Linked DNA regions of Homo sapiens: region 1 is linked to region 2. Evidence: chromatin contacts called from ENCODE Hi-C data. All regions are on one chromosome and are shown on one strand. The core of a region is the stretch at or near the end of the contact, and the rest is flanking DNA. Distances in the headings are between cores, read along the strand shown. Region 1 holds the start of OR51G1 (olfactory receptor family 51 subfamily G member 1). Region 2 holds the start of OR51T1 (olfactory receptor family 51 subfamily T member 1).

Region 1 (7,268 bases), core at 2,115-4,614, 42 kb after region 2:
AATATTTATTGAATTCTGTGAGTTTAGAGGTAGCTAATCTTTTAAGTCAAACCACTGGAGCTCATTTAGATTCTGTCCTGATTTCCAAACAATATCCCATGAGCTGAGTAACAAGTTGGTATTGAAGGGATAACTGACAAATGGCAGAAAGCATAGGCGCAGCTTGTAGGACTTTTATATTCTTGTGACAAGTGGATGAAGTACCTATCTTATTTGAACTCTGTAAAAGGGAAGCTCTTCTTTTCCCTAGGCTCACAATTCAGATGTAGTCCAAAGAGCTCTGCTATAACCAAGTTGTCCCAAATCCTGCCTTGGGGCCTCAGTCTAGCAAAGAGAGAGGCATACTGACTTTTCCAAAAGAGGCCCAGCATGAGTAAGTGGACTAGGTTGTAAACATGGATAAAATACAATAAAACAAAACAAAACAAAATAAAATAAAATAAATGACAGTGGCAGATCCGTGAGGGATTCAAGTCATGCACTGGCCAAAGGCTGATGGCTTCATCCAGTATGGAAACACTGTACTAAGAAAAAGTGTAGTTACGGAAGGTTTCTAATTTGGGACACATATGCATGCATGTGCAGATCTGTATGGTTTCACTTGTGTGAGCATGTAAGCACTGTTGTTCAGTGCATGTATCTTATCAAAACTTGGTATTTCACGAGAATGTATATTTGTATGAATCTACATATTTAAAATACTCGAGCCATTGTGTACCTTTGTATGTATTCATGATCATATGCACTTATTTAAAGTTATGCAAAAGCGGTTATGTTTGCAGTTGTTTTCTTTGGTGTCTTCTTCACAGGGAAAGAAGAGGCTCTAAAATAGATCTTTATTAATTTTTAAAAAGTTTTATTAAAAGTTATTGCTTTTAAAAAATTTGTATAATTTTAAAGGGTACAAGTGCAGTGTTGTTACATAGATATATTGCATAGTGGTGAAGTCTGGCCTTTTACTGTAACCATCACCTGAGTAATGTGTATTGTACCCATTAGGTAATTTCTCATGCCTTACTGCCCTCCCATTCTCCTACATTTCTGAGTCACCAGTGTTTATTATTTCGAACACTATGTCCAGGTGTAAACATTATTTAGCTTTCACTTATAAGGGAGAACATGCAGTATTTGACTTTCTGTTTCTGAGATGTTTCACTTAATGGCCAACAAGCATATGAAAAAATGATCAACTTAATTGATAATTTTTAGTGTAGGTAACTTGCTTCTAGCTCTACTAGTTAAATTTACTTCTTCTTCATGGTGAATTTCACATTTTTATGTTTTCCTTCTGGTGACTTTCCTTTCTGGAATCTAGAGTCAAGACAAGGTAACTAGAAAGAGAAGAAATTGCTGTTTAAAACCCTCTCCTTCTCATGACTCCACATAAAGTCATAGCAGAAAATACCTACATGAATATATAAAGAGTTACTAAGTTCACTCCCTATGTATCTAGATATATGTGATAATGTACAGAAATGAATTCACACAAACTGGCCAACTAGGATATATGTACCAACACAAACAAGCATGACACAGCAGATTTATATGCCAAGGAATATCAAAATACACCAAGAAAGAAAAACAGCAGTATTTGTTTCTTCATGCAGACTTTGTTTGATATGGCTAGATACAGAGATGAGAGAAACGTCTTACAAATAAGCACAAAATAACACATAATTTTCTTTTACATTTTTACTCTTTTACCTTCATATCTAAAGGAAGAAATCAAGGCTTTTCCCCAGTTACTCAGGTGATAATCCTCAATCTCAATTACATCTTTTGAGGATTATCCATGCATAATTTTGTGCTGTTTCAATTTGATAACTTCCCTTAAACTCCCAGGGTGTCTCCTCCTTTTCTTAATTTTGTGGGCATATGTTTAGTAAAGACTATCATGAAAAATCATTGCCTGGGGTGTGGATATAGATATGTACAAATATGTTGTAAATGAATAAAATCTGTAATTATGATAAAGTAACATAAAAATAAATAAATAAAAATATGTTTAAACAGTTAATCATCAATGAAATTACACTGGCCAGAGAATTGAAAGATGAAACTTTTGTACTGTTTTAGATTTTGTCCAATCATAATGGTTAATATTTATTGAAAATTGTATATTTGCCAGACACTGTGTTAGAAAACTACCTAAATTATTAAATATTTACAACATCCCTATGAGGAAGGAAGGTATTATAATTATTTCCTTGCTCATTCTGCAGTTGAGGAAACTGGAGAACAGAGAGGTAAGTAACTTTCTCCTGGTCACACTGCCTTATGTTGCACAGCCAATTGCCTTTTTGTTGACAGTCAACGGTTTATTATTTTGCCACAGCACAGCTGAAAACAAACAGAAACCTGTGGGCTTTATGTCCAAAACTTCCTCTCTTTACTCTAACTTAATCCTTCCAAAAACACCTAAGTGACTTTATAAACTGAAACTTCTTAATGATGCGCTGGCGAATTTGCTTGGTCTTGATGCTGTAGATGATGGGGTTCATAAGGGGTGGTACCAGCAGATACACATAGGACATGAAGAGGTGTACAACGCGGGGCAGATGTTCACCAAAGCGATGCACAAGAGACAAGCCAATCATGGGGATGTAGAAGAGCAGTACAGCACAGATATGAGAGACACAGGTGTTGAGGGCTCGGAGTCGCTCCTGGTGGGAGGCAATGCTGAGCACGGTGCGAAGGATGAGGGCGTATGAGAGAAAGATGAGCAGGGAGTCCACACCCACGGTGCAGGCCACAACAAAGAGCCCATAGATGTGATTGACAATGATGCTAGAGCAGGCCAGCTTCATGATCTCCAGGTGAAGACAATAAGCATGAGCCAGCACATGGGAGTGGCAGTATTGGAAGCGCTTCAGGAGGAATGGCAAGGGGAGGATGAGGAGAGCACTTCTAAGCACTGAGCTTAGCCCCATCTTGACAATACATGCAGGTGTCAGGACGGTGGAGTCATGCAGTGGGTTGCAGACGGCCACGTAGCGGTCAATGGACATGGATAACAGAACTGATGACTCCATTGAAGACAAGGTGTGGATGAAGAAGAGCTGAGTGAAACAGGCAGGGATGCCAATCTCTCTGGTATCAAACCAGAAAATGCCCAGCACAGTGGGCAGTGTGGAAAGGCAAAGGCCTAAGTCTGTGACAGCTAGCATGCCCAAGAAATAGTACATGGGTCCATGGAGAGTGGCATCAGTACAAATGACGTGGAGAATGGTGAGGTTCCCCAAGATAACTGTCAGGTAGATGAAGCAGAAGGGAATAGAGATCCAGCCATGGAGACCTTCTAGACCTTGGAAGCCCGTCAGGAAGAAAGTGGCTCTTTGGAGGCTGCTATTAAGAAGAATTGTCATAGCTTTACAATCTTGGACTCAGAAACCTGGAATATAGAATGAGATTCCTGGAAAGTGACAAGGCTGAATTCTCACTCACCTAAATGTCCCAAGATCAGCCAGTAAGGAAGCATCTGCAGATGGCATAGGGGAGAACTGGGTGGGGGCTGATCTATTAGCCTTTTCTACTGGGTCTAGGAAGGAGACTTTTGATGGATGAGGAGGCAAATAATAGTAGGCTAATCTGAAGCCTGGAACAAAGGAACATCTTGGAAGAATCTTGGACTTCAGAAAACAATTCTAGAAAAGGGGAATTTGGGACTTCGTTCTGAGAGATATGATACGAGATGTATGTCTTTAATAGCAGGGCAGTTAAGCCAGGACTGGATCTAGAGATGGGAAGGAAGAAGAGATTTACACTAGGTTTGAAACACAAGGAGCAAAGGAGAAAAATCTGAAATCACCAGGAAAAGCCTGAAATCTTTGGTTTAGAATGAGGAAACGAAACCAGAAGGCATTCAGAGTGAGTTTTGCCTGTGGGGCTGGGATTGATATGACATCTAGGTATCCAGGTCTGTTCCTGTAATATCTGAACTGAGTTCTCCTTTGTTCTGCCTTCATAAATTTTATTCAATTGCATTGAAAAATGCTCTATTGTGTTATATATATATAAGTGTAGTGTGACTAGTACATTGTCACATGCATTAAAATCCTAAAAGATAACATTTATTAAATGCATTGTGAGCCTGTTAATTTGTAAATGCCTAATGTGCATTACATCATTCAACTCTGACACCAGTTCTATCTTGTAAGTTCTATTCTTAGGAGCATAGTACAGGTGAGAAAATTGTAGCGCAGAGAGGTAAAGTGACCTGGGTAGGTTTACAGAGCAAGTAAGTGTTGGGGATGAAATTTAAACCCTGACATTGTACTGCAAAGTCTATGTTATTGGACATTAAACCGTATTTTCCCACTACTATTGCACAGTACTTTAGCCATTAGAAGAGAACATTAAAAAAATTAAATTTAAAATCCCATGCGTTTCCTATCTTGGAAAAGTCTATGAATAGACATTTCCATTATATGAATACCATTCAATAAGTCAAGATGGATGGCAACAGAAGACACATGTTTTAGAGACCGAGTCCAGTTTGGATATGCTGAATTTAAAGAGAAATTTCTGGGGAGAGGGTCTAGAGGATATTATATGTAGCGATTGTGGTGTGACTGAGGGCTTGAGTTACAGGTATGCACCGTGGGTATGGAGAAAGTCCCTAGGAGATGAATGGTGAAAAGGAAAGATGGGGGGTCAGTTCATAAAACTGATAACTTTTAAATGAGGGCAGGTCATAATGTTAAAACTAGAAAGGGGACAGAGAATGGAGAATCAGAGAAATAGGATGAAAGTAATAGTACATAATGTCAATAAAACCAAGCCACCACTGTTAACTACAAAAAAAAAAAAAATGAAGTAGGACAAGTTTGTTTGTTTGTTTGTTTGTTTTTTAGACATTTTACTTACAATGGCTAAGTCACTGTTAATTTTTCAGAGACTGTTTTAATAGACTGGCAAAGCATTGTAAGGGCTTACCTTATTAGTGGGTGAGGAGGATTAAGTAAAAAGTTTATATTCTGTGCCATTTCCCTCTGAGAGAAAATCTACAGATGGGTGAGAATATTAGGATTTTTTAGAAAAGAAAGATAGGAAGTTGAGAACATTCTTTCAAAAAGCTTCTGTTTCTTTCCTGGCAAAGTAGAAGCACATTGAAGGGCCTCTACTGAAGAAAGAATACAATCCCTGTAGCTTTTGCCACTCACATTTCAAATCCAAATGAATAACAATAAAATAATAACAATTTAATATAAGAATAAAACCATTCTTGTTTTATGATTTCAAATGAGAAGCAAAAAAAAGGGATATAAAGAACGATGGCAAGGAAAGAGGAAGAAATAAAGGAAAGAAGTAGAGACTTGGAGGGGAACTGGGCTGTGAAGGAAAAAGTAGATATCAAAGGATTTGCAGAGTTTGCTGTGAGCAGTTTAGGCAGTGATGCAAGCCCTTATGGGAGAGAGAGCATTCATTAAGTGAGAAAATGGCAACATATTTTAATAAGAAATAGCAATAAAGAAGAGAAAATTTTCCATCAATAAAAGAGAAATTCAAGTAAAAGTTTAAATATATGTATGACTTTTCAGCCAGCAGGCATAGTGAAGCTGGTTTGATTCTATCTTACTCTGAGCCATTTCAGAGTTTGAGAAATACCAGAAACCTTTGGAGGTCATCTATGTTCACATTTATGTCTCCAGACAGAGAAAAGTCATTCTGCCTACCTAGTGAGAGGTTGCAATCATAGTATTCCATCCCATTTATTTTCTCACTTTCAAAATATAGTCCTTGCATATTATATTTTGGATATGGGTAAGAGGCAAGTGTATAAGGTATGAGGAAAAAAAATAAATAAAAGCACATCATGACTCACACCCAAGAAATGGAATTGCTGCATCATCAGAGCTCACAAGCCTAGCACAGATTTGGAACTTAGTAAAGTCTGCTCAATACATGTTGAATAAATGTATGAGTGAATGGATAAAAAGAGATGAAATGCAATAGGGATTACACAGAATAGTTTTTAGTGCAGCTATTGTCCATTTTCTTCTCAATGGCACTTACCTCCAGATTAGTGGATCAGAGAAGTATCATCTGATTTCCTCCACTAGACTGCATGAGACACCACTGTCCTTTCAGCTCTAATTTATTGAAATAAATGAATGTCATCCTAGGGTTTATGACAGACAGAAAAGAGGTGGGCCGGGCAATGATCCTGATGAGACTCTGACTCCCTCTGGCTCCTGTTCCTCATATGGTTGCATACAATGTTGTTAACTATTATCAGCATCTGTCTTTATGACAGTCTCCAAAGTATCTTCGAAGTACAATCATGACCTTATTTTAGTATAGAGCTTAATTGTTACAAAGTGCTGTCAAATCCACTCTGATTGTCATGATACAATTTAAGGTGAGGAAGGTAGAAAAACTAGTGCTTTGAATGAAGAGAAAAGAGATGACAGGCAGCAAGGAATAAACAAAATGATAAACATGACTTTTACAAGATCACACAGAATGACAAAGCTAGGACTAGAACCACAGGTCAATCTCAAGTCCATTTGCCCCTCAAAACTGCCTTGACTGACATGATGAGGGGATTTAGCAAACAGCTAAGACTGAGAGCTCAGTGTGTGGCTCAGGTTCCCTGTGACTAGGGATCTATGTGTTCTGACTGTTTTCTATGTGCTTCTGCTTGCAATGCATGCCTGAGCCGTGACAGTTGGAGAGAAAAGGGCTTGGAGGACATACTTCCATCCAGAGCTCAGGTTTGATGGTAGCTCAGCTACAAGACTATTCCGTTTAGACTCAAGGTCTTTTTGAAGAGCCCAAAAGCTTCTCCTCAGGGGCCTTTCCCAAGTCTGAGAATTCCCTGACGAGTTCTCATGGCTTTTTCTGAGGACAGAGGTCACAAGAGGCTGGGAAACCCCAATACTTGAGTAATGAGATTAAAAAATCAGGTGTTAAGAGGGGAATCTATCATCTATCATGCCTGATCTGTGGGCAAGGGATACTAAATGATACTTTCAAGATGTTAGGATGTTTCTAGTTGTGCATTTCAAGTTGGAAAATTGGTTGAGAAAGACCTAGCCAGGCCTGAAGACCAGTATTGTGGCGTGTGGGGAGAGGGTCGAGGGGGGAGAGAGAGAGAGAATTCAGATTCCAACACTTTCTAGCCATGTGACTATATGACCTAGGACAAATTACTTAATCTTTCTGAGATTATTTTCTTATGCTTTAAAAAAGGAATTTTTCCTCCTTTTTTTTACACAGATCCTAGTACACTATCAGACATCCTTCCTGTTTCAGAGTTTACTGCT
Region 2 (7,764 bases), core at 518-3,017:
TCCAACCAGAATGCTTACTAATCAAGAATGCTCCCCATTGCCTGGGGACTCTACTAGGCTGCCTATAAAGCCCTCGCTTTTGGAAGCTGGTTTAGTCCCTGCTCTGTTATGGGACTGAAGAGAAGTTGGTGGTGTTTCCTGCTGATGTGACCAGGTAAGACGGGAGTGCAAACGTGGAGAAAAAAACTGAAGTGGGGCAGGGGGAGTTTTTTAAAAATGAGGGATGGTAAGATAAGGAGAGGAAGAAGATAAAGCAATAAATTGATGGGAACTACAAGTAAGATGGGATGAAGAAAGGGAGGGGTGTAACAGATACTGGAAGAAATTGAGATGGGAGAGAGAAGACAGGAGGAGAAAGAAGAGAAAAAGGCAAAAGACGATAGGACTCAAAACTCCCTTTCTGTGGCCATAATTGTTTGGTAATCAATCAATGTTGCTAAATGAAGATTTCTGTTTTTCCTGATCCTGCTTTAGTAACTAGCATTGAGAGATTAAAAACGTGCATTCCCAAACTTTCAAGAATCTCAAACTTCTGGCAGAAGAACACAGTACTTGGATATATAAATTACCAATATCAGTTGTGCCTCATTATTAAGCACCAAGGGAAAGGTCCAAGCAAAATGTGGGGCAAAGATTGAAGCAGAGGGTAGTTTTAGCTTAATATGTCAGGGAACTTTCAGGGTATATTCTGAATTGTGGAGGAAATATAATTCAGTGTTAACAAATTAACAGAAGGTAGGGGTTGGTAAATGAAGAGGATGGGTCTGTAACATTACTGATGCCAGAAAATAGGGATGTTGACCTTTGGGTCACTCTGTTATTGAGTTGAGTGAGTGTTATTCAAATAATTTCACCTGGTCTTCTGTATATGAATGGGCAGATGCTACCTTCTTCCTGGCCAGTCAGATGGAGACTTGTACCTGAAGAGAGAAAGCACTAATATATTGCTCTGGTTAGCCAGCAATGTTGAGAAAACCTTGATAAATTTAGGCACTGAACTTTGACCTACCACTGGCTCCAGAGTGTATGACCTCACAGAGAGAAAGCCCTCTGCTTCTTCTTCTGTCTCCATTCCACAGGAAAGATTTCCCCAGCAGCAAACGGAACCACTGTCTCCTCTCCTCTTACCGCCTTGCATTATCCAGTGTCATTTCTTTGCCTTTATGAGATATCATTCCAAGAACAGAGGATAACTGATATCTGCTTTATAAGCATCTCATCGCTCAGTTACTTTTGCACCCCCAAATGCCCTCTGCATTCATCTGCACGTGAAGACAAAAACAATACAAACATATGTAGACTTTTATACATAATTTTAAAAACACTTGGACTCCACAAACATTCTTCTTTAGATGAGTCATGAGAACATAGTTCTCTATTTTGCTTATTTCTCATCTCTACCCCTCCTGTACATCATATACAAGTATAAAAGGATATTAAAAAATTGTATTTTAAAGGAAGGAAATTACAACATTCAGCTATCCAAATTGTCTCATTAGCCTGGCCTCTCTGATCATCTGAAGTTTAGTAAAAAATAATAGACTTTGGAGTTAGTAAATTTGGTTTTGAATTTGAATCTGTATTGAACTATTTTAGCCTAGATATACTATTTAACCTTCCTGGGTCCATTTCCTTTCTTTAAAACAGAAGAAAAATAACTACCTTAAATTTAAAATTGTATATAAAATGACTAATAAAATGTATGCTATATATATAAAGAATCTTAATTATTTTTCTTTCCTCATAGTTCAGTGTCTTCAACCAACCATGGCAATATTCAATAACACCACTTCGTCTTCCTCAAACTTCCTCCTCACTGCATTCCCTGGGCTGGAATGTGCTCATGTCTGGATCTCCATTCCAGTCTGCTGTCTCTACACCATTGCCCTCTTGGGAAACAGTATGATCTTTCTTGTCATCATTACTAAGCGGAGACTCCACAAACCCATGTATTATTTCCTCTCCATGCTGGCAGCTGTTGATCTATGTCTGACCATTACGACCCTTCCCACTGTGCTTGGTGTTCTCTGGTTTCATGCCCGGGAGATCAGCTTTAAAGCTTGCTTCATTCAAATGTTCTTTGTGCATGCTTTCTCCTTGCTGGAGTCCTCGGTGCTGGTAGCCATGGCCTTTGACCGCTTCGTGGCTATCTGTAACCCACTGAACTATGCTACTATCCTCACAGACAGGATGGTCCTGGTGATAGGGCTGGTCATCTGCATTAGACCAGCAGTTTTCTTACTTCCCCTTCTTGTAGCCATAAACACTGTGTCTTTTCATGGGGGTCACGAGCTTTCCCATCCATTTTGCTACCACCCAGAAGTGATCAAATACACATATTCCAAACCTTGGATCAGCAGTTTTTGGGGACTGTTTCTTCAGCTCTACCTGAATGGCACTGACGTATTGTTTATTCTTTTCTCCTATGTCCTGATCCTCCGTACTGTTCTGGGCATTGTGGCCCGAAAGAAGCAACAAAAAGCTCTCAGCACTTGTGTCTGTCACATCTGTGCAGTCACTATTTTCTATGTGCCACTGATCAGCCTCTCTTTGGCACACCGCCTCTTCCACTCCACCCCAAGGGTGCTCTGTAGCACTTTGGCCAATATTTATCTGCTCTTACCACCTGTGCTGAACCCTATCATTTACAGCTTGAAGACCAAGACAATCCGCCAGGCTATGTTCCAGCTGCTCCAATCCAAGGGTTCATGGGGTTTTAATGTGAGGGGTCTTAGGGGAAGATGGGATTGAAGGTAGGAAATTGTCAGGACACGAATTATGCTTTGGAAAGAAAGGGACTTGGGGCAGTCTTATCCACAGGTGTTTTGGTTGCTGAGTCAATTCCAATTGAATTTTAGGAGTGGGAAGAAGACAGTAATTTTCCCCTGAGCTTATCAAAGAGTTTTATTTTTAATTTTTAATACCATAATTTAAACCAAATTAATTGAGCATATGTCCCTGAACCATTTTAAACAATGACATGACTCCTGTGCATATAAAAGCAGACTAGTCACTTTAATATAGTGGAAAACTTTATCTCCTTTAAGACAGTAATTTTTAGACCAGAAGTAAATTAAAATTTTATTTTCACATCCAGCTGAACAATTTTTTTTTTTCCCTGAGGTGATATTTCCAGTGAGGCAATGAAGGTTGTTACTTGAGCTGGTAAAAGGAAAAGTTACATATGTGCACAAAGGCACACACGTAGAAAGTTATAATTAAAAACTTTAGGAAAATCTTGTACATTGGTTTCAGTTCCTGGTGTCACTTCTAGAGAGTGCTGTATCCTTACAAATATACTCCCTATACCTCTATCTTTCTTTAATCCCTTTTCTTCTTATAGAAGTGATATTTTTTCAGTTTTAGTTAGTACTTTATATACCTCCAATCCATCCAATATATAAAATTACACATTGACTTTCATTGTTTTCTCATTGCCTATATATTCTAATATAGTTCTAATCCTGATTCCATAGCTACTCCATTGCTAACTCTCAGAACTGCAGCTTTTTTCTATTTGCTCTTGTTTCTTGGGTTGTTAATTTTCTACCTAGCTATTGACTGCTTCTACCTTCTGGTATACTCATCACTCTAGAATTGCACAGTAGCTTTGATGCTTTTGAATAGGAAATTTCTAGATTGCCTTTATTAACAATATTTGTTTTGTGAAGAAGTAAACTCAGGCACAGGGTTGTTAGGGTGCTGGAGATAATTCTTCACATTTTTTTCCACAGTTTTGATAATTTCATCCTACCTAGGATAACTCATGTCTGAGCATTGTGGACCAAGCAGTTACTCTGATTTGAGCCACCTCTCTCCTCCCCTTATATAAACTTCCTGTTCCTTGGCAGATAGGGAACACCACTCCCAATCTGGTTTGTTGACCTCAGTTTTCTTTCAAGCTATGTTGTTCAGCTCAAGCACTGACAACTTTGTGATTTTGCTTCGCTTGGGCTCCAATCCCCTTTACCAACAATAATCACATATCATTTATAATTAAAAGTAATTGCATGAGTTTCCTTTCATGCATTATACTCAGGTAATTGAGATTACATAAGAGTGTGTGGCGGGACTCACACACTTTTTAGGTGAGGAAAAACAAGTGAATGACCGTCCTATAAAGTATGCAATTATAAGTAAAATTCGGTTTTTCAAACTCCAAGTCCCTCATTGTAGCTAAAATGTTTCTTTGCCTTGTGCACTCAGCGGGAAGTCTTTGTATTCTATTATACCACAGTTCAGTATTTTACCTTTCAAGTTTTTGTTCTCATATTGCTGCCAAATAAATGTCTCTTTGGTTCTGTCCTCATCAAAAGGAAAAAAATACAACTATTATTCAAAAGTGCAAGAAGCCAAAGATATATCTAGTTTCTAGACATCTGACGCCATACAATTTCCCTTAGAGAGTATCATACTATGGCAGAGTCTCTGACCCTGAAATTAACTTGTGGCAGAGCAGACGTCCCAGAACACACACTAATCTAACCATCCAAACTTTTCTGCATCAGTTATTTCAGATGTCTCTGGCTTTACGATTGCTTCTTTTGAAGACTTTTCTAAAAGTTCACCTTGGCAGATCTACAATCCTCTATTTGCAATGGAGAAGTTTCCAAATATCTGGAAAAACAGTATTTTTTTTCTTTCTTAAGTTTGGTGTCATAATTTATTGGCTAAAAAGCCTAATAGAAACTTGTGTGAACATATTTTTGGATCATAATTTATTTATTTCACTCATTTCCCTTCAGAAATATTGCTGTGTTTGAATGCAGGGTAATACCTCAAGAGATATATGGCTCTTTAAAGTATAAAATGTAATTGAATTCCAGAGGTTTTAGATGAACAATTGTGAAAATGTGTGATATTTCTTCCAGTTTTATGGCAGTCATAAAGCAGTCTGCTGTGTGTATTAATCTTCTACTACTCAAAAATGTAGTTTTTATACCTGACTAAAAATGTAATCTTTTCACTTAAAAAGAAAAAATTTCAACAATATACTCCACCCCTATGGTAATTGTCAATAGGCTACGAATTTGTGTTTTGTTATTTTATGCAATGTATTTTATATATTTGGAGTTTTTCTGATTATGAGTGTCATATATATAATTAAAATGTGTGAATGTGTTGAGAAATAGAAAAAAAATTTAAAATCTAATACCAATTATTTGCAATCCTATGGAGAGATTATATAATATAGTCATATGCCCCACAATGACCTTTCAGTCAACAATGGGCCTCATATGCCACAGTAGTCCCATAAGACTATAATATTAGTATTTTTGCTGTGCCTTGTCTATGTTTAAACAAACACAAATACTTAACTGTATACAAAAACTAAAACTGTAGCATTGTGTTACAGTTACCTCAGTATTTAGTACAGTAAAATGCTGCACAGTTTTGTAGTCTAGGAGCAATAGGCTATATCATAGGTATGTAGTAGGCTATACCCTCTAGGTTTGTGTAAATACGCTATATGATAGTCACGCAATGATGCATTTCTCAGAAAAAAATCCCCCTTATTAAGCAACTCATGACTGCATATAGCCTAATCTTTTTTTAATAAACAAACACATGGGCATACATATGTATACATTTATAAATTAAGATAATAGTTTACATGCAAAGGTATGTCTTAAATATTTACCTGCTATTATTCATTATTCTCTATTAAGTTACATTTTATATTAGGTTTTACTTCTAGGAAGCTTTGCTTTCATTATCCATCAAAATAGGCCTGTTGCCATTCCTTTACATATGCTTTCTTAGGTGTATGATTAAAATTACCATACTTTGCTAGTTTAATTACTTATTTACTTGTTTTCTTCACCATCTGAACTCCATGATAGTAGGCCTATGTCTTATGTAACAACCAACACAGGGTTTAGCAAACACCACTTAGTTGTTGATGCTGTGTTGCATTGGTAAATAACATGTCATCATCTTTGCATGTCATGGTTTTTGCTACTATTTCCTATTACTTAACACTTCCGTAACCCTTGATATATTTTCTTATAAATATATATTTGATTCTATCTCTGATTACCTTTATAGATTTCCAGAAATATAAATTATTAAATTTAGAAGGAGGCAAAATAACTGTTGGTCTCCTTGTGTTGGCCAACTGTAGTGGCTGAAGTTGTGGGCTCTGGAATCATACTGCCTGGGCTGAGATTTAAGCTCCTAACACTTTATTGCTCTATATTCTTAGAAAAGTCATTAAACTTCGTAAGTCTTTAACTTCCTAACCCAGAGAAGAAGAGGAAGTAATAAATTCTACCTTCCCAGGTTCTTGCAAAAGTAAATACTGTTAATTCCGGTAAACATATAGCCCAATGCCTAGTACCTGGTCAGCACCGGGTACATTCTATTGTCATTATCTTCTAAATTTTGACCTCCAATGTTATTCAGATAACTAATTGTTTTTCAATAAATACATGTACTGCTGTTTGTTCTCATATTGCTGCCAAATAAATATATCTTTGGTTCCACCCTCATCAAAAGAAAAAAATACAACTATTACTCAAAAAGTGCAAGAATTCCAAGATATATTTAGTTTCTATCATCTGACCCCAAACAAGGATTAAGGTCAAAAGACTTTATTTTTGACAGACAGCCTGTTGGCAAACTCAGAATAAAACCACAACCTTAAGGATTATTTGTAAGAGACTTTGTAAACTTCCACAAGAATTCCAGGGTTGCTTTTTTCTTTTCACTTTTCCATTGTAGTTACATTGTAGTTATTTAATCAGAGAATTTTTCCCATCCATATGTGATTTGTTTGCTTATATTTCAGTAGATTTTAAAATTATCTTTGTACTTAATTCTTAATTTATTTTTTTGTGGGTGATAAAAATCATATGCACACAAATATGAAATATTGTATAGGTTTTCATTATTCCTCCCTGTATTATTTGACTATTCAATCAATTTTATATAATGTTCTGATATTTCTTGATTATATGTTACATTTTCAGATCTTATATGATATATATTAGTGTGATTATTCTATTTTTTTGTTCTCATTGATTTGTTGAGTAAACTGCACAATTTTACAGCTGTTTAATAAATCTCACTATTATATTAAGCTTTATTATAGTTTGTAATGTATTTATTTTATTGTATGTTCTTCAGTTTACTCTTATATCTCTGTTTTTAGAATTATTTTAGTAATCACAAAAGAAATGTTACTGGAAGTTTAATTACAAATACATTAAACCTGTTGGATAATTGAGAGAAACAAACAATATTTAGCCTACTGACTCTTCTGATCCAGAAACATTTATTGACATTTTATGACCTGAGTCATTTCCATCAAGTACAGATTTGAATTTCTGAGTTGAGGAGAAAAACTAAAAACTTTGTTGTTTCTTTCATGAAAATATGTTTCCATTTTCTTGAACAGAACATGAACTGTTTTTCAGGACAGCTTCTTTGACTTGAAATTTATAGTTACTCCTTACTTCTTTTGGCAATAGGTTTCCTAATACGTCAGATGTTTGATGTGCTTGTAATTTATCAACATATTCTGAGTTGTTAAAGACATTTTTGTTGTTGTTTTGGTTTGTTTTTCAAAGCAAGTTGGGAAATGTGTTAGTTAGACTACTAGTCAGATGCAATTTTTTATACACTGTACAAGTGCTAGAGACATGCCAATAAATTTCATTAATGCAATTCCTCTGAGGAAACAAAATACAAGTTAAGAGAAACAGACATGCAACTGATAATTATGACATAAATGGAGAATGTTTGAGGTCACAGAAAAAGACT

Evidence for each region. Hi-C counts contacts between places; a loop is a spot of excess contacts on that map. Pooled maps may share reads with other maps.
Region 1: a loop to region 2 is called in a pooled map, with 2.4 times the contacts of the local background. The contact joins the promoter of OR51G1 here to the promoter of OR51T1 in region 2. A Hi-C loop is called at or near these places in 1 of 50 pooled maps.

Annotation. Positions count from the first base shown.
Region 1 is chr11:4,920,975-4,928,242 of GRCh38, forward strand. It overlaps OR51G1 (olfactory receptor family 51 subfamily G member 1), which reads right to left and starts at 3,365. Exons shown (of 1, transcript NM_001005237.1): 1 at 2,400-3,365. The coding sequence starts at 3,365. The coding sequence ends at 2,400. All of the region lies in intron 2 of MMP26 (matrix metallopeptidase 26), which reads left to right.
Region 2 is chr11:4,880,133-4,887,896 of GRCh38, forward strand. It overlaps OR51T1 (olfactory receptor family 51 subfamily T member 1), which reads left to right and starts at 1,768. Exons shown (of 1, transcript NM_001004759.3): 1 at 1,768-2,751. The coding sequence starts at 1,768. The coding sequence ends at 2,751. The region is part of intron 2 of MMP26 (matrix metallopeptidase 26); the gene reads left to right.